Linked DNA regions of Homo sapiens: region 1 is linked to region 2. The links are chromatin loops, found by intact Hi-C in ENCODE. Cell type or tissue: Calu3. All regions are shown on one strand. Links, peaks and the distances in the headings refer to the core of each region. The heading gives the core; the rest is flanking DNA.

The links. A loop is a pair of places that touch in the nucleus more often than their neighbours do. Peaks named below come from ENCODE experiments on the same cell type or tissue, not always from the same donor. Only the 100,000 strongest peaks of a DNase experiment are listed, where the experiment ranks them.
Region 1: a loop joins it to region 2, with 28 times the contacts of the local background. A loop is called at or near these places in 4 of 110 quality-filtered maps.

What each region holds. Positions count from the first base shown.
Region 1 is chr15:65,958,607-65,966,951 of GRCh38, forward strand. It overlaps MEGF11 (multiple EGF like domains 11), which reads right to left. Exons shown (of 26, transcript NM_001385028.1): 9 at 6,302-6,514. Among named protein-coding and RNA genes, the nearest start is that of MIR4311, 77 kb to the right of the region's middle. RefSeq lists an enhancer at 5,946-6,922. In Calu3, for the core only: no CTCF peak of the experiment used is centred there; a DNase peak (open chromatin) is centred at 3,775.
Region 2 is chr15:65,634,145-65,645,051 of GRCh38, forward strand. It overlaps SLC24A1 (solute carrier family 24 member 1), which reads left to right. Exons shown (of 10, transcript NM_004727.3): 3 at 3,984-4,037; 4 at 5,451-5,559; 5 at 10,283-10,369. Among named protein-coding and RNA genes, the nearest start is that of SLC24A1, 18 kb to the left of the region's middle. In Calu3, for the core only: a CTCF peak has its summit at 4,645 (motif pointing right); a DNase peak (open chromatin) is centred at 4,647.

The DNA.
Region 1 (8,345 bases), core at 346-8,345, 320 kb after region 2:
AGATCTGGGACTCCTCTGATGGTTACCTTGGCTTTAAGATACCCCATCCTGGCAAACTTTCTTAGAACCGTGCTGTGGGTTAAGACTCTTTCTCCCAACTTTCCTTCCTTCCTTACATGTGATCTGTCAGCTGTCCCAGCCTCCTCAGCTTCCTCCCCACTTTCCCTCACAGATGCTTCCCCTAGTAAACCTCTTGCTCTTGGTATCTGCTTCTGGAGCAGCTCAAACTAACACACCAAAGAAGTGCTGGGTGGTAGAGACAAGCCTTTTAGATTCCTTGTGGCACTGGCCTGCCTGCTCTGGAGCCCAGCTCTGGGGATAAGGTCAAGAGAAGCATGCCCTGGGCTGGCAGGGAGAACCTGGGGCAAGTCTTGGTTCTGCTAACTTCCATGGGGCCTTGGCACCTTGCCCCGCTGGACCATTGGTGGATCCCCAACACCTGGCTCATATTCACTGCCCTGGTGAATATTTGGGAAATGAATACAGCTTCCTCTAAATATAATTATCTTCCATTGATTCTTTATTCTTTTCTACTGATTTATCATCTGTCTTCTCCACTAGGTTGCAGCTCCGTGGGGGAGAGCCGTTTGTCTTGTTCCCTTCTCAGGGCCCAACAGAGTCCCTGGCACACTGGAGGTGCTTAATATATATTTAGAAAATTAATTAATGAGCAAACTAATTGTGTGAAGCCTAGCCAAGCTGTTTCTCTTCTAGGGACCCTGGTTTTCTCACAGAAAATGAGGGGGTGGACAGGAACAGGCAATTCCTGAATAATACTTGCAAGTAGCTAGTAATCATTTCAGAAAAGTGTTTAGTCTCATTAATCAAGTCTAAACAACAATTGGACACCACTTTTCCTCCATCAAAACAGTGAAGATGCTTTAAAATGCTGGTAAAGGTTTCAAAACAATCTGAGGCTACATATCAGGAGACTTACTTTTAAGTCTTTAATACTTTAATACTTTTATTCAGACTCTGGTCTCATAATTCCATTTCTAAGACTCTATCCTAAGGAAATAATCATAGCTGTGGAGAAAGATTTATGCACAGAGATGTTCCCTGAAGCATTATTTATAACAGTGGAAAATGGAAGCAATTTAAATGATAATAAATAATATGTGACTAGGCTATTGAGGCACCAGGCACGTTATATATATATTTCTAATCGTCAAATAAGCCTGTGAATTAGGTATTTGAGCCTGTATTTCACAGATGGCATTTAGAGGTTATGTGACTTGCCCAAGGTCACATAGCTAAGACAGTGAGTGGCAAAGCTGTGATTCAAACCCAGGTCTGTCTGGCCACATTTTGTCCACTGCCTCATGCCACCTCTCACCACAGGGCATTGGTTAAATGAATTATGACATCCATATGAAGGAATGCTAAGAGATGTATTCAGTTGTTTCTCAAAATGTTTAATGATATAAGGTCAAGTGAAATAAGCACTTTGTATACAAAGCCATTTCTATCAATCAATGCTGCATCTGTTGGCTAAATCAAATCTTTCAAATATGAAAATATATCAAATCTAAAATATGAAAACGATATAGACATCGACAGATTTACCCCAAAATGGCTTTTGTGCTATCTCTGGATTGAGAAACTGAGTGATGCTAAGTTTTTTCTTTAAATGTATTCCCTAACTTACCAAAACTGAGCATCTATTTTATTTATAAACAGATGTAAAGCAATAAAAATTGTAAATATCTAACGAAGAAGAATGGGTGTAAAGGATGAGTGTTCAAAGACTTTCTGACCTTTACAGTTTGAGAAAAATTCCTCTCTGAGCCCCAAGGCACTGGAAGGGGAGACAGCGACCTGCGTGGGTATCGTGGGGAAGGCGTGCCCCTTGGTGGCCCTGACGCTCTGCTAGATGGTTTTGGAGCACTCTTCTCTTTAGGTTGCATCTTTCCAAGAGCTTCCTTTGAGGTTTAGGGTTAGCGTAGAGAGACTGGCTCAGTCACGGTTGTGGAGACTGACATGCTTGAACCTAGGAATGACCTGGCAGGTCTTGGCTGCAGCCATCAGCTCTGCTGAGCACTGGAGATTCTAAAAGGTCTCAGGCACCTTTCTGTCTCTTCCATCAATAGATGCTTCTGCTGTCTCTGCCTAGCAAATGGTCACGCTGGAGCTCATCCATTACACGCTCTTATTTTGGTGAGGGCACCACCTGGTGAAAAGCACACTCCACACACAACGAGCTAGCAAATGCTGACCTAAGTACTCTTTGCATTTCCTGCTTTTGATCTCTGCTGCCATCACTTTGGCTGCTCAGGGATATGTTAGGCACTAATTTTACTCTTTACTCTGAGAACCAGAAGGCTCAAAACCAAATCTAAAATCATTCCTTTTTTTTTTTCATATCCCTACAATTCTTCTAGAAATGGGATATCTACTTTCTTAATTTGATTACTCTACTTATCTTATAGAAACTCCAAAAGTCCCTTTGAAAAGAGGATGGAGAGTGACAGCTGACTGATCATGATGGAGAGCTGTGATTGCCATGCTTGGAACCTTTGTCCCTCAGCAGAGTGACTTGCACAGCCCCTCTCCCAGGCATCCCTTCTTCCTGGTGGTGGTCCCCATTCTCTTGAGTCACATGGCAGGCCAGGGACTGCTGTTTTTGGCTCAGGCAGAAGTTACAGTCACTTGTGTTTAGCCTGGTTCCGTTCTCTCTGGTTTTTTCTTTTCTCCCATTTCCCCCAGACATAGATTAATCACAAGTTAATAGGAACCAAAAGCTGAACAATACAGGAATCCTTCCAGAGTGGATTTTTCTGCCTTTCTTTCAGCTGCTATGAGATTTCTATCAATGCTGCATCTGTTGGCTAAATCAAATCTTTCAAAGGTAATACACGATCATGGCTGCTGGAATTAGTCTATGACAACCCAATTGTGGAGGGGACATTTAAGATCCCTGACACACAGGTGCTTTCTCTCTCAAGGTTATTCCTGTATAAAGGAGGATGGTTTCTTTGTGTGTGCTGCAAATAATTGATAAAGGGAATGAAGAGTTGGAGAATCTCACCAGCCACTTCTTCCTTCCCAGGGCATGGATTCAATCTCTGTGCAGCAGCCTTGCCGGAAGGGCACAGACCAGAGAGAGGCTGGAGCTGGGTGGCTAGGGCTTTCTTTGGCTGGGGGCTGGGATTACTTTTTCTGCCTAGGAAAGATGCTCAAGACCTTGCACACTGTTGTGGTGGGGGCTTTGTTGTAAGTTCTGCAGAAGGCAGGGAGCTTTGAGGCTAGGCTTCTAGGGATCCCACGTTCCTTATCTCAGGGAGTTGGGTGGAAGCTTCACGTTCAAAGACCACAGGAAAACATTTCCCCCACTGGGTTGATGAAAGGTGATGGACAGATTGGGAAACGTATGCATAGAGAGGAGAAGAAGGACGTATATCTTATGTGCATATATCAAGTGCCCTTATTACGGATACTTGCTTAGACAGAGATAGGTTTGAGGGCAGGACTCAGAAGTCCCAATCCCCACTCAGTACCTGAACTTTAACTGTCTTAAGATTAGAAGTCACAGAGTCATTCCTTTGCTTTTCTTGAATCTCAAGAGAAGACTCTATAATGGGCCAAAAAAGGCTCATGGGAAGAGAGGGGCTGCCCTCCATCCACATAGAGGAAGAGAGCTGTTTTCTGGTGTCCATAAGAACAATCAAGCGCAGCACGAGAGAGTTCATTTAGCCCAGAGGCTCTCAACCTCTGGGAATTTTTCCTGCCCCACCCCACCCTGGGACATCCGGCAATGTCTGGAAACATTTCTGATTGTCAGAACTTGGGCAGTGGAAGAAGGGTGCTACTGGCATCTAGTGGGTAGAGGCCAGGGATGCTGCTCAACATTCTACAAAGCACAGGACAGCCCTCTACAACAAAGAATTACCCAGCCCAAAATGTTCATGGTGGCAAGGTTGAGAAACCCTAACTTCAACTGAACAAAAACTTTGTGCCAGGGGCTCAGTCACTGGGCCAGTGTACCAAGAGAAAGGGAGAAATATGTTTTTTTAAAAAATAGGGTTGACGTCAGCTAATGGGTAGAACCTCCTAGAGGGATGGGCTGTTTAAGATGAGTTCAGGGACTCCTCTTACTGAAGGCCTACTCTGTGCAGGCACCGTGCAATGCTGAGGCTAGAGGCCACAGGGATGGACAAGCCAGGCTGCTGGTGCCCTCAAGGAGGTGGTGATGCAGACTCAGAGGAGACCAGGCTGGGGAGTAGACTGGTGGGCACGCTCAGAGCCCCCACTCTGAAGAACTGCTACTCCCTCCCAGTCCCTGAAACATGATACGTTTTAAAGACAGTAAAGCAAATAATCATCAATATTGGATGGGCTGAGATTAGCGGGAGAGAAGAGGGGGAGTCCTTTCAGATTAATAATGCATCGAGGACTCCTTCAGAGGAAGGATGAATTATACAGGGCATGGTTGCCCAGGCACAGGAGGAAAACAGTAACCCTTTAATTTGGGGCTTGGTTAGATTTCTGTGGCAGGAGCTCCCTGCATTGGACCCCGGCATCAGCCTTGCTTCCTGTCTTGGAGAGGGTCCTCCCTCAGCTTCCCAGCAGGAGCGACAGATTCTGGAATCTTAATATTTAGACACATGCAACAGTCTGAGCCAGCTGCCCAGTCCCCTGACCAGCCATATGAGATTTCTGTAATTAGCGCCTTGGAGCTCTCACTCTGCTCTCCAAACCCAGCCCAGATGCCACCTCTTCTAGGAAGCCTTCCCTGACCAGCATCACATAGTCCTGGGTCACAGTTACTTGGGCACATGTTGGGACCCAGCAGGGCCAGCCACATATATTTCATCAGTTCTAAGATGTACTTCTCCTCTACATTTTCACATCTCTGATATTGGGTAATTCATATCTCTGATATTGGCTATACAATCAATGGTATGTCATGGTTCAGTTGATAGAATTTTCCTAGTAGTAACCCAAATAAAGCTATGCCTCACTACTGGTATTGTCTTGTATTTGAAGAAATACGGTAGAAGGTGCTCGGGGTTTCCTCCTCATAGCCCAGCCCTGTGGGCGCTCAGTGTTTGTTGAATGAATGACCGAGTGAATGAATGCTCAGGTCATGGACAGGCCAGCTCCACTGGCTCTAGCACCCTCTCTGGACAGTCTCTTTCCCGGGCCTTCCACCTCTGCCTCACACCACCCCAGCTGCTCCACTCCAGGGAGGGAGGACCTTTTAGTTTAACTCGTTAACACTTGCCGACATGCCTCTGCTTGCAGTGAACGAGGCTCCAGAGTGATTTGTGAAAGATCAAAGCCTGGAAATGAAGAGGGGCCCAGGCTAAGTCCTGGCCGTCCCAGCGACAGGGCTGCAAAGCAGAGGGATTCTCTGTCTGCCCTGCCAACAGCAGCAGCACCCATGCCCAGGGTGGCCGGTCTTCCCTGGGCTGTCCGTAGGCCTGAGGGAGAAGGGATGCTCCCCTGACCTTCATCACCCAGATAAGAGGCAGCCACGATAAAGGGCTGTGGGGGCGTTCATCCAGGGCTGACAGTCTCAATTGTTACCTGGGGCAGTGCCAGCTGGTGCGTGAAGCGGGCAGGGAGGGGAGCTGGGAGCAGTAGCCCAGAACAGCTCTGCCTTCACAGGTTCAGGCTCCTTTGGAAGTGGGGGGTGGAGGGACAACTTCTGCCCGGATGTCCCCAAGCCACAAACGACACAGAGTGCTGGGGGAGGGGCTGGCCCCAAGTTCAGGCCCTGATAAAGGGCTGCCCCTGTTGTTCCTGCTCCTCTAGCCTTGCCAGGGTCTGCTGGGACAACCCTCCTTAGGCCCTGGATGGCCCTCGTGATTTTTAAGGTCCCTTCGAGTCCTGACCTTCTGCAGCTCAAGCCTCTACTTCTGCCCTGGTGCCCGTGTCTCTGGTTGGATGCCACGCAAGTGGAGGGAAATATTCTCCAGGACAATGTGCTCAGAGCTTGTGGCACCCGAGCCCTGCCATCCTAGCCCCCAGGGTCATGCAGCTGTGCTCCACCCCACCTCCTTGTTCTCTCCTTGCTCCCATGTGTGGAGTCTCAGACAGGCACATTTGGAAATGCAGGTAGCCAGGTGGGGTGGACAGAGGTGAGTGATCTGGCTCTAGTCCTGACTGTGGCTATGTGGCCTTGGCTTCCCCTTCTTTTCATCAAAGTGGTTCTCAGGGCTCAGTGCTGAGGTCCTAGCCCTTTCCCCCACCTGCCTGGATGTCCATGCTAGAGGTGGGGGGCCACATCCTAGCAAGCCTCCTCTCTACCTGAGCACCCCCCGCCCTTGTCCCGGGCTCGCCCATTCCCAGCTCATACCTGATGGTGTTGTCAGCGTCACAGGGGCAGGGCAGGGTGCAGCCTGGGCCATGCAGGCCCTCCGGGCACAGTCGCTCCTGGCAGCGTGGGCCCTTGTAGCCAGGCTCACACTCGCAGGCACCCGTGGTGGGTGAACACTGCCCCCCATTGTGGCAGTCACAGTGCTGTGAGCACTGGAAGCCGAAGGACCCGAAGGGGCACTCCTCTTGGCACCTGTGGGAGAGCAGAGTGGGGCTGAGGCTGTGGGCCAGGATCCCTCACCTGTGCTTCAAGATCCTCCAGGATGTGGTCCTCCTGGCCATCTGGCCCAGGCCTGGTGTGCTCCACGCTGCTCACAGCCTCCTCCCCTTTTCTCTCTCCTCCTCCAGGAAGTAGTCCATGGTTTAGTTCGCCCCAGTCATTTCTGCCTTTCATGCCAGGTCGGCTCAGTCCCCCCAGCAATGAGTTTGTACCACCATATTTTATTGATTCCAAGCCTAATAATTTTTAAAAATTAAAGTTGTGGTGAAATATACAGGTTATGGTTTAAATGTTTCTCTCAAAATTCTCATTGAAACTTAACACCCAATGCAATGGTATTAGGAGGTGTGGCCTTTGGGAGGTGATTAGGGTATGAATGGATTAGTGCTTTCATAAAAGGGGCTGGAGGGAGCCAGTGAGGTCCCTTTCTTTCTTTCTTTCTTTCTTTCTTTCTTTTTTTTTTTTCTTTTTTTTTTTTTTGGCTCTTCTATTCTTTTCGCCCTCTGAGGATGCAGGCTTCAAGGCACCATTTTGGAAGCAGAGATTGGGGCCCTCATCAGACACCAAACCTGTCGGCCCCTTGATCTTGAACTTCTCAGCCTCCAGAACTGTGAGAATCAATGTCCATTGTTTATAAATTACTCAGTCTTGGGTATTTTGTTATAGCAGCATGAGCAGACTAAGACAGTACACCCCATAGAATTGACTGTTTTAACCACGTACAGTTCAGTGGCATTAAGCACATTCGCACTGTTGTGCCACATCACCACCACCCATCTCCAGAATGTTTCCGTCTTCCCAAACTGAAACTCTGCACCCATTAAACAAAAAACTGTTTAGGTAGGTTTAAAAACACCTTGCTTTTTTTGTTTGTTTGAGATGGAGTCTCACTCTGTTGCCCAGGCTGGAATGGCATGATCTTGCTGCAACCTCCGCCTCCCAGGTTCAAGCTATTCTCCTGCCTCAGCCTCCCGAGTAGCTGGGACTACAGGGGTGCACTGCCACGCCCAACTAATTTTTGTATTTTTACTAGAGACGGGGTTTCACCATGTTGTCCAGGATGGTCTCAATCTCTTGACCTCATGATCCGCCTGCCTCGGTCTCCCAAAGTGCTGGGATTACAGGCATGAGCCACCTTGTTTTTAAAAGATATTTTTATATCTCTGAAATTAGATAAGTCTTGTAATTGGTGACATGTCATAGTTTAATTGCCAGTGTTTTTCATTCTTTGCAGCATATGAAACAGTGATGCATCTTACGATCAGTGGCACCTTAGGTTTGATGAAATGGGGTGATTTTGTTTCTATACAGTATCTCTGGTTTTTGAGCCTTTGGGCCAGATGTACAGTCTCTCTTGTCCTACTGGGAGACATATCTCCTCCCTGACTGCGGATTTTCCCTCGAGTAGAGGAAGCGTCTTCCTGCATTGGACTATAGAATGCCCTGTGACAAGGCTATTTTCCCTTCCTTGGAAGAAGGTCCCCTCAAGGTAGGGTCTGAGTCTCTCCCATCAGCCTGTGAGCCCCTAAGGAGGAAGCCTGGGACCACCTTTGTGTCCTGTGTGTGTCTGGGCTAGTACTTGGAGATCCCAACATAAGGATAATTATTCAACTTCATTTAACCCACAGCCATGGGTGTGGCTCCTCCGTGGGCGAGTGTGACCCCCCACTGCTGACCACCTGGTTTCCTGAATGTGCCTCAACACCCCTTACCCCCACCCTGGGCTCTTTCCCAGAGGATGCAGACTTATTGTCACAGCAACTAGATCCGGATAAGTCAAGGGTTAAACCTGGAGGAATAGGGG
Region 2 (10,907 bases), core at 1,568-9,567:
TGAGAGAAGCTGAGTGAAGGCAGGGCTCGGACAAGGGATTCAATAAATATTTGTTGAATGAACGTTAAAAAAAAAATTTAAGACTAACGTGTGGTTCAGGAAATGTGTTATGGATGGTTGAGAAGAGGAATTGCTGTATCAGTGGGAAATAGCAAATGGAGGTCAGGAGGACAAGCCCACTAGGGGCTACCATGGTTTGCCACCTGAAGTTCCTATAAACAGCTGCAAAGGATCCCATTGCTCATCCTCAGCAAGAGGCATGAAGACATCCTCTTCTGTTACCTCAGCCTCTTGCTAACTGTTGTAAGGAGAAGAAGGTGGGGGTAACTGGGCTGAAGAAAGAGCAGGGAGAATGTTGTGATGTGAGAGGTGAATGTGTTTGTGAAAAGGGCATGTTCAGAAAGCACCTACTTTCCAGTGCTGTTACTCATAAATGGACTCATCAGCCACACCCAAATGTTGACAAACATTCATGTCCATTTGCCTGAAATGTCGAAATATGAAATAGAGCCACTAGGGAATATAGATTTGACCTCATTTCCTTATTTATGCTTGGGAAAATAAATGGGATTTAGTAAAACCAAATCAAAAGCACCAAAAAAAAAAAAAAAAAAGAAAAAGAAAAAGAAAAACTGAATGAAGATAAGATCAGGGTGCTAAACAAAAAGAAAAAAAAGAAAAAAAGAGAAGAAGACAGGGTTCTGTCACCATCTTTGTGAGTGTGGGTAAGTGATGGAATCATTCTGCATCTCAGTTTTCTAATCTAGCAAAATAGCTACAATAATATGAGTGTTGTCTATTTCACAGAGTTGGTCGTATCAAATAAGAAAATGGATATGAAAGGCTTCAGAAAGTTAGAAGTGCATGCTGAAATTAGCCATGAACAATGAATCCTTAGAAAGGTATTTTGGCTTGAATAAATCTGAATGGCAGAGAAACCATTAGGGGTGTGCACCATGGGGCAAAGATCAGTCTCTCCTACCCCTCGGTGTACAGAACCATCCACCCTAGAGTGTAGACGGGACCCTCACAGTTCTTTGCCTCTAAAGAGAACTCTTGGCCAGGCGCAGTGGCTCACGCCTGGCCAAGCACTCTGGGAGGCCGAGGCGGGTGGATCACAAGGTCAGGAGATCAAGATCATCCCGGCCAATATGGTGAAACCCAGTCTCTACTAAAAACACAAAAATTAGCTGGGCCTGGTGGTGCACACCTGTAGTCCCAGCTACTCGGGAGGCTGAGGCAGGAGAATCGCTTGAACCCGGGAGGCACTCCAGCCTGGCAACAGAGTGAGACTCCGTCTCCAAAAAAAAAAAAAAAAAAAAAAAAGAAAAAAAAAGAAAGAACTCTTTGGGTGAGGGTTGGATGTGAGAAATAGTGAGATGGCTGGGCCAATGGGTTCAGTGCTGTAGCCTCTTAAATCCCAGTAAACTTATAGGTGTGTCACAAAAGAGTTGGGGGGATTTCTTAAAATGCACAGTGCCCCCTTCATATGCAGATTGGTTATTTATACTCTGTTTCATTCATTTTTATGTTCATTCATTCATTTAGCAATGTGTATCCAAGCATTCAAACCTCTCCCAATCCTTCAAAGCTTACTCAAATTCTACCTATTTCAGAAAGCTTCCTTGCCCATCACAGCATAGCACCTATCTGTGCCTTTTATTTCAGGAACCACATTCTTCTTTGTCATGCATCTGTATTATCATTGGCCTCAATTTCTTTCTGGACACAGAATCCATGTCCTAAGCATCTTTGTATCCCTAAAGCCACCAGAATAGCACCATGTAAATAGTATAGCAGGTTCTCAGTAAATAAGAACTGCATGAATGAATAAGTTGGAGGGATGGCTGAGTGGCCCTAGATCAAGCACTATTTTCTATATTTTCTGAGCTGAACAAAGAAGGGAGTGTAGCAAGTTCAATTCTGGTTTAGCCATGGAGGTTGGTGGGGTGAGGGAAGCAATGAGAAGGTAAAGACGATTGCTGAGGGCAGCTATTTGTGATCCTGCTGCTTAAAGATAACACTAAAGGCTGGATGTGCTGGCTCACACCTGTGATCCCATCACTTTGTGGAGGTGAAGCAGGAGGACTGCTTGACCCCAGTAGTTCGAGACCAGGTTGGACAACATAAACAGACCCAGTATCTACAAAAAACAAAAAAACGTAGCCAGTCACTCACACCTGTAATACCAGCATTTTGGAAGGCAGAGGTGGGTGAGTCACTTGGGCACAGTTTGAGACCAGCTTGGGCAACATGGTGAAATCCCATCTCTACAAAAAATACAAAAACTAGCCGGGTGTCGTAGTACGCACCTGTAGTCCCAGCTACTTGGGAGGCTGAGGTGGGAAGATGGCTTGAGCCCAGGAGGTCGAGGCCACAATGAGCCATGATTGTGCTACTCCACTCCAGCCTGGGCAACAGAGCAAAACTCTGTCTAAAAAAATAATAAGGCTGAGCGCAGTGGCTCATGCCTGTAATCCCAGCAGTTTGGGAGGCTGAGGTGGGTGGATCAACTGAGGTCAGGAGTTCGAGACCAGCCTGGCCAACATGGTGAAACCCCATCTCTACTAAAAATACAAAATTTAGCCGGATATGGTGGCAAACACCTGTAATCCCAGCTACTTGGGAGGCTGAGGCAGGAGAATCGCTTGAACCCAGGAGGGGGAGGTTGCAGTGAGGCGATATTGCACCACTGCACTCCAGCGCTCTGTCTCAAAATAATAATAATAATAATAATAATAATAATAATAGTAATCCCAAAAGCACTGAAGGTCACTCACTTGGGAGTGTCTACTCATTCAGCTCACCTTTACTGAGCACCTCCTGTTCTCAGTAAGACACTGCCACAAGGAAGGGAAACAGATAACTGTAAGTTCATTGCGTGGCAAAAAAAGAAAAAAAAAGGTAGAGTCTACATGTAGCTGGTAGACAATTCATGCAGTGAAAAGTTAAACAGTGCTTTTTTTAAAAAAAAAGTTCAAATGATATTACAAGACTGTGAGTGTAAAGTGGCAAGCTAGTGGTTCAGACAGTAAATACACAGGCTTAATGCTTCTTCATCTTGGATTGTCTAGGGCTGTCCCACTTCCCAGCTGGCTGCCCCATAGCTTTCCCAAAACACTAGCACTTACCTGAGCACACAGCTGATTTTAGTATCACAGAATGTGTTCACTGTTATACAGCTTTCCAGGAGAGAGGTATTGTAATGAGCTGAAGGGAGGGTGGGAGGGGGCATGGAAGGGGCATTTGGGAAAGCTTCATACAAGAATTCACCCTGAATTTTATAAAAAATGGATAAGATTTGAGTAGGCAGAAAGGAATGGAGATGGCATTTTAGGCAGGAGAAAAAGGCATGAACAAGGGAACAAGACTTAGAATAGATTAAGTGTATTTAGAGGACAGTTGATTTTCATTTATTCATTCATTTAATAAATATTGAGCTCTTGCTAAGTGCTGGGCAGTGTTCTCATGCTGGCCACACAGTGGTGAATAAAACAGTCTACCTTCAAGATGCTAGTGGGGCAGTCAACTTATTTCCACAAATAAATTGGGGAAAGTGCAGTGAAGGAAAAGAACAGGGGTCTATAAAAGAATTATACATGGCTTCCCAGAGGAAGGTGACACTTAAGTGGAGACCAGAAGCCTGAGGAGGGAAAGAGCATTACGGACAGGGGGCGAGGGGCCCTGTGATGAGGGTTTTGAGGTGGGTGAAGAGGATGGCACATTTCAGAAACCCAAAGACAGTTGGTGCCACTGGACTATGGTGAGTGGACAGATTCGACTGGGGGTACTGCATTGCAGGCTGAAGCCAGATTATAGAAGGTCAGACTGGAGGGATGGAACATGTTGAAACATTTTCTGAGACCAGGTTATCTCGGAGTGTGTTTCTGTATTTCAACCTGAGGACTTCCGTGGAGAAAGGGATGTAGGGAGAAAGTGAGGGTCTCGCCACAACATCTCGTGACTCCTCTCCCTGTTTGCAGCCGGGCGATGGGGCCATTGCGGTGGATGAGCTACAGGATAACAAGAAGCTGAAGGTGGGTGCCGTATGGAGTCTGCCCAGTGGGGACACTGCAGGGTCTCAGTGGATGATCACAGGCCCAGGGTATTGTGGCCCTGTGCTGGGGACCCTGGCTGTGCTCAGGCCTAGGAAACTCCTGGGAGCGCTGCCAGGGTGAGGCAAGGGAGGAGAGGGCTCTTTTTCTGAGAACTCTCACCTCTAGATGGCCTTTGAGGAGGTGCTAGTTTGGGAGCTAAGTCTGGAATGTTACAGTCCTCTCTGCCATTAGCTTGCTGTGTGACCTTGAGCTTCAGATTCTGCATCTGTAAAATGACTGTTTGAACTAGATGAATTCAAGTCCTAATGTACAGCCCAACATTGTATGATTGATATAAAAGCCAGATTACCTATGGCTTTGGAATGCCCCAGAACTAAGAGAAAGATAGCAGGGGAACTGGAGAGGACAGGAGTCTGAGGTTTCTGAAAAACTGTGTCTTAGCTGTTTATAGTCTATGAAGTATCTGGAAAGAATTATGGGGAACTTTGAAAGGAGTTCCGAACTTGAACCTAAAGAACCTCCCCCATCCAAAGAAAATCTCTGACTTGTGGTGAAGTAGTGTCACCACAACCACTAGATGGCAGAAGAGTTCAGATCAGAGGGATGAGGGGGAAGAAAGGAGGGAGGAAGAAGAGAAGGGAGGGAGGACTCCGCAAGTGTGGAAGCGTTGTCTTTGGATGTTCCATTGTAAATCAGATGATATTTCTATATGTGTCACTATGAATAAGTGTCACATCTGTGTCTGTACAGTATAGATGTGTGTGTATGTGTGTACCTGTGAGGGTCTCTGAGCACATGGGCAGAAAAAAAACCAAAACAAAACTGAAAACTGGGAATCAGAAGACCACAGAAGACCTGGGTACCAGTCTGACTCTTTCATTTACTTCCTGCATGACCTTGGCTTAGGCACCTAGCTTCTTTGAGTTTTCCTTTCCCTTTCCATAGATGGGGATCATAGCTTTGCTTGTCTCTGGGAGTGGGGCAATGATAAAACGTGATAATGCTCTTTGTGGACTGTAAAGGGCTGTAGCCATGTGCAGTGGGTCTGTCTGTGTGGTGTGTGGGTGAGGGAGTGTTTCTGAGGGTGTACTTGCAGGGATGTGCAAACCCTTCATAACGTGATATTCCTAATACACCAGGTTGCTCCCTGTGGAGACGTTGGGAAATTATTCAGTACCTAAAACAAAATAGTCCTGGAAGAGCTGAGGGGAGGCTGAGAAAGAAAGTAGTGTAACTCTTCTGGTTGGAGGTGGAGGAAGAGGGGAGGTCAGGATAAGGCATCTGTGCTTTCTCCCTGATCTTTATGGGAAAGAGGCAAGGTTAGTGATGCCCTCGTGTGGTTCCTCCCCTGGCTTGGACAGGGGCCCACTGTGCGGCTCTCCTCTTGCTCAGCTCCCGTCCTTGCTGACCCGAGGGAGCAGCTCGACCTCTCTGCACAACAGCACCATCCGCAGCACCATCTACCAGCTCATGCTCCACAGCCTGGACCCCCTGAGGGAAGGTAAGCAAGGCCTCTCCAGACCTTTGTGGTTTGCCCCATCCACTCCTTCCCTCCTGCAGCTGGAGAAGAACTGGGACCTGAAAATCCTAGAGGCAGTGAGGAGGGAGTGGGAAGAGATAATAAGCAGAGGAAAGTAGTAAAAGTCAGACAGTCTGGGAAAGAGGGTAGAGACCAAGACAGGGGACTCACCAAGAGAGGGCAACAAAGAACATGGAGGCTAAGGTCCTTGGGTATCCACATCCCACTTCCCTGCCTCTGTCCCTCCCTGTAAAATGAAGGCATTAACCTGCAGTTAGGCTGTGAGTACCATGTGCTCTGCACAGATTTGGGATGGGGCTGCCCTGCAAAGCCCACTGCCCAGGAGTCAGCCCCAGTGTTCCATGGAGAGTGTCTAGCCAAGCAGCTCAGCCCAGGCTGACTGGCCTGGGCTGCTTCTGGGGACGCCTCTTGTAGGGTCCCAAAGCCCAGAAGTTCTTAGTGGCACTTCCTTTTGCTTTATATTCAACTCTGGAGTCCTAGGAAACCTGCCAACTCCTCCCCAAGTCTGGAATCCCAAAGGACACCCTGGAAACTGCCAGGACCCTTTTAAGGGTGACGAGGGTAAGAGCAGGGTCCAAAGTATAGTGGGGGCTGTTGTCCAATTTGACAAATGGTGGCAGCGGCTGAGATTCTCACTGTCCACCTTACCACATCCTGCCTTCTGCTTCTCTTCCCCAGAGAGCTGCCCCCAACATGCATCTCAGACCCCTAAAGGGCACTTCTCAGCTACTCTCCTGCTCTCCTGGAGCCTCCCCATCTCTGGGGCTCTGGTGCAGAACCGGAACCCAGCCAGGAGGCCCATCAAGGAAATGCTAGCCTTTGTGCAAAAGCCAAGGGCTTGGACTGCAGTTGGGCAGGAGGGCTGAGGGCTGAGCTGAATATGACACCACAGAATGATCCATTGAGTCCCAGGGAGCACTCTGACTGACCTTTCTGGCTCAAGGACAAATTTTCGGGGCTCAGAATTTTCTTTAGGCTCTGAAGTCCTTTTCAGAGACAATATTGGGTTGTCAGTTGTTTTAAAAAAAAATACCAGCCAGGCATGGTGGCTCACGCCTGTAATCCTAGCATCTTGGGAGGCCGAGGCAGGTGGATTGCCTGAGCTCAGGAGTCCAAGACCAGCCTGGGCAACACGGTGAAACCCCATCTCTACTAAAATACAAAAAAAATTAGCCAGGCGTGGTGGCAGGCGCCTGTAATCCCAGCTACTTGGGAGGCTGAGACGGGAGAGTCACTTGAACCCGGGAGGTGGAGGTTGTAGTGAGCCGAGATTGCACCGCTGCACTCCAGCCTAGGCTGCAGAGTGAGACTCCACCTCAAATAAATAAATAAATAAATAATTTTTAAAAAGGCTGGACACAGTGGCTCACGCCTGTAATCCCAGTACTTTGGGAGGCCAAGGTGGGCGGATCACGAGGTCAAGAAATCGAGAGCATCCTGGGCAACATGGTGAAACCCTGTCTCTACTAAAAACACAAAAATTGGCACACACCTGTAGTCCCAGCTACTTGGGAGGCTGAGGCAGGAGAATCGCTTGAACCTGGGAGGCAGAGATTGCAGTAAGCCAAGATCGTGCCACTGCACTCCAGCCTGGTGACAGAGCGAGACCATCTCTAAATAAACAAACAAACAAACAAACAAATAAATAAATAAACCATACTGTGAAAAGCTGCATCAAAGACAAGTGATGAAACCTTCCTTAGGAATTCCTCAAGGTAAGAACAGAGAGAGAGAGAAAGGGAGAAAAAAATTAATCTAAGCTGCTGATGGAGCTGTTAGGAAAAAAAGAGAGAGAAAAGAAAAAATAAAAAGCAATTCCTCAAGGTAAACCTCAGCAGACATGTGAGAGAGGCCATCCCCAAATGTCAGCTCTAGAAAAATAGTACCTCTGGGGTTTGCAGAATGGAAGCTGCAGCCCCTGACAGCCTCTGGTGATGAGTGCCGGGGTGCTCTGGCCAGGGCCCCATGAGGAAAGCTGTATCTCTGGGTCATCAGTGGCTACTCCCAGAGGAATCACTGACTCTAGCAAAGTCCTGATGATAAAGACCTCTTGGGTGGGACTGGAGGGCCCCCAGCTGGGCATCTCCATGACCAACAGCCTCCAGCTGGCCTACTTGTCCTAACAGGATTATGTGATGTTCAGGCCAGGCTGAGGTCAGAGGAGATTGATGCTAAAGCCATGATCCGGCCCTGCTGAGAGGGGAGAGGCATGTGAGGAAACGAGTGCCCAGGAGCCAGCAGCAATCATCCCAGGGAGGACAAGCATGCTGGTACATTGTCTCTGGGTGTCTTTGGGGCATGGAATGGCTCTCGTGACTGCAGATGTCCTCTGGGATTCAGTCGTGCTCAAGAGCCCAGCCTGATTCTACACCCTGAGATGACATATGGGAGGGGTGGGGACCATGCAGGGCTGTGATGAGGGCCTTTGTTCCCCAGGCTCTCTAGATGCACATTTGTGTTTTTGTATGCTGTTTCCAGATGGCCGTCCAGATGTTTCCACTCTTTACAGGTGTTCCAGCTCTTTCCACAGAGCTGATCCGTGGAAAAGATGTTTCCTGGGGTCTGAACTCTCACCTTCCCTGTGAAGGGGCTTATCCTCTCCAGGGTCCCATGGCTTTTCTGGTGATTTCACTTGGATGTGTGTGAGACAGGGTGGGGGAGACCCTGCAGCTGACCTGTTTTCCTCAGTAACATGGGAAGTGAGAGTCTAGGCTGTGATGAGGATGAGAAGGAAAGGGGGAAGCTTGTGTTTATGGCTAGCCCTTCCAGCAACAGCCAGCAGATAATCTCAGTGCCAAGACCAGAACCAAGGGAGCCCTCCTGTGACAGCAGCTACACATTGCTCAACAGAAGACTTCAGGGTTTGATTAGTGCCAAGGGGGCACTGGGTTTGTCTGGACGAAGGTGTGTTGGCCCCCCACCTCTCAGTTCTGATGAGGACCCAGGCCCACCAGGCCACTTCGAGGGACCACACATGTCATAGTGGCTCTACCCATGGAGCTTATTGCCAGAGCCAGCTGCAGCTGAACTAACTGAGAGTTTAGGAGACAGGTAGAGAGGAGGAAATTCCAGACCCATTTATCTGTTTCCTGCTTGTCCTGGAGCCAGGCAGAGCCTTTGATCCACCCAGCTTCCCAGATTGCACTTTCCAGCTTCTCCGTTTCCTCTCAGTCCGTCTGTATTATGGACTAGATGATCTCCAGGGTTCCTTCTAACTCGGACCCTCTGGGATGCCGGGCATCATCACTGTGGGGTGCTTCCCAGGTAGGACAGCTGCTCTCAACTACTCTTGTCAATTTGTTTTCATCATTGTTGTTGTTGTTGTTACAGCTAAAAGTTATAGAGTGCTTTCTAGGTGCCAGACACTGTTTTGACCATATTCATGTATAAATTCATTTACTTTGTCACCAACTCTGGAAGATTTTACAGATGAAGAATCTGAAGTACAGAGAGCTTAAGGAATCACCCAGTTAGGTCCACAGCTATAGCGCAAGTGGCAGAACTAGGATTCAAACCCAGGTCATCAGGCTTCAGAATTGTGCTAAAGGAACAATATGAGTGAGGCCAGCATTTGCAGCAGTAAAAGTGTTTTTATTTATTTTGTCTCATGGATCCTCATCACATCAGTCCCCTGAGGATATGACGGTATTGCCTTTTTAGAGAGGATGCTGAGGCTTAGTGCCGGCACACAGGCTTCCCAAAGTCACCCGGTGCTCATGGGGCAGAGCCAGCCTAAATTCAGAATAGAGCCCGTAGATCCCATGACACCACTTTGTTCTTCACTTGCACCACTGCCTTCGCCCTCCCAGGCCACACAGCTGTGGACTCCTTCACCTCAGCCTTGTTCCTTCTTCCCTTCTCACCTTGAAATTATACACGTAAAGTGCTTTGCATGTTTCCTGGCACGTAGTCCCAGTTAAAGAGAGTTGCCTGTCCCGTGTTTCTCACCTGGAAATCAGGGCAGCACAATTCTGTGCATGCTGCCCTGTGGGCCTCCAGCAAAGCATGTGCATAGGGATCTGAAGGAGGCCCTTCTCGGGCTCTTGTTGTGCCTGGGGTCAAAAAGGGTGTATCCGAGAGCTTGTTGGTGAACCATTTCCCCTTTTCCACTGGAGAGGGAAGGCTTATGAACATGGCCATCAGCCGTCCCCCTGGAGCTATAACAAAGCCTCTAGTAGATTCATAGAAAGTAAGCTACAAAGATAATATAGTCCAAGGATGGCAAAAACATCTCCCTGCAATTATTTCTCCATTCCATGTCTATCACAGACATTACCAATCAATCATGGTACTTTTCTACAAAGTTTGGGTCAGAGTCCTTCTCAATTCAGTACCCAAGCAGGCCATCACTTGAGCTTGTAAAGGAAATAAATCCTATTTCTTGGTCCTGAGTCCAACCATGTCATTTTACCAGAGAGGAAATAGGCCTTGAGAAGGGAAATGACTTACCCTAAGGTCACAGCCAGTCAGTGACAATGCAGAGAATGTAAGACAGAACTTTGGGAATTAGGCACCACAACTAGGCCTCGTAGGATCAGAATCCAGATGTCACAACCCCCATGGCAGCCTTTTCCCACACTCTGCAGCTGCCCTCTGGCTGCTCAGCTGACTGTCCTAACTGAAAGGGCGTGGCAGGGATGATCCTACAATTCCAGGTAAGATGTATGTCCTGTCTCATTTGCAGTTCGCCTTGCCAAGGAGAAGGAGGAGGAGAGCTTGAATCAAGGGGCCAGAGCCCAACCCCAGGCCAAAGCAGAAAGCAAACCAGAAGGTGAGAGGATGGCCAGACCAGTGGGTTTTCTCCTGCCCCCCTCTCCCTGCTGTCAGTAGTGAGCTTGGCCTGGAGGCAGCAGCCAGCCAGGCCAGGGGCTGAGGCACATCTTTGGCCTCTGTGAGCCAGTCAGTTAGAGTGATGGTAGGGTGTTGCCCTGATCGCCGCTCCACTCCAGACTCTTCCTTCCCAGGTGCTGTCTTTCTGACATGGCCGCTGGTCTGAGAGTGGCCCCATACAGCTTCCTCTCCGTTTTCCACAGCTGGGGTAGGCGAGGGAAGGCTAGGGGTTGTTGAACTCCCACTTCTTTTTGCTAAATCTCATCCCAAATGAGACTGTGGGACTTTATTTCTTCTTCCTGTCTCTTCTGTACAAGGACAGTGTTGCTAGTTATTGGTCTGAAATCAGCAACCCCAGTGAGGGAAGGCTACCAGGGGTCTGGTGTCACAGAAGTCTAGTATCTGTGTGGCAGCTAGGACTGAGAAAGTGGGACAGCCACTGCCATGTGGGCTCTGCACAGCACACCAGGACTGCCTGA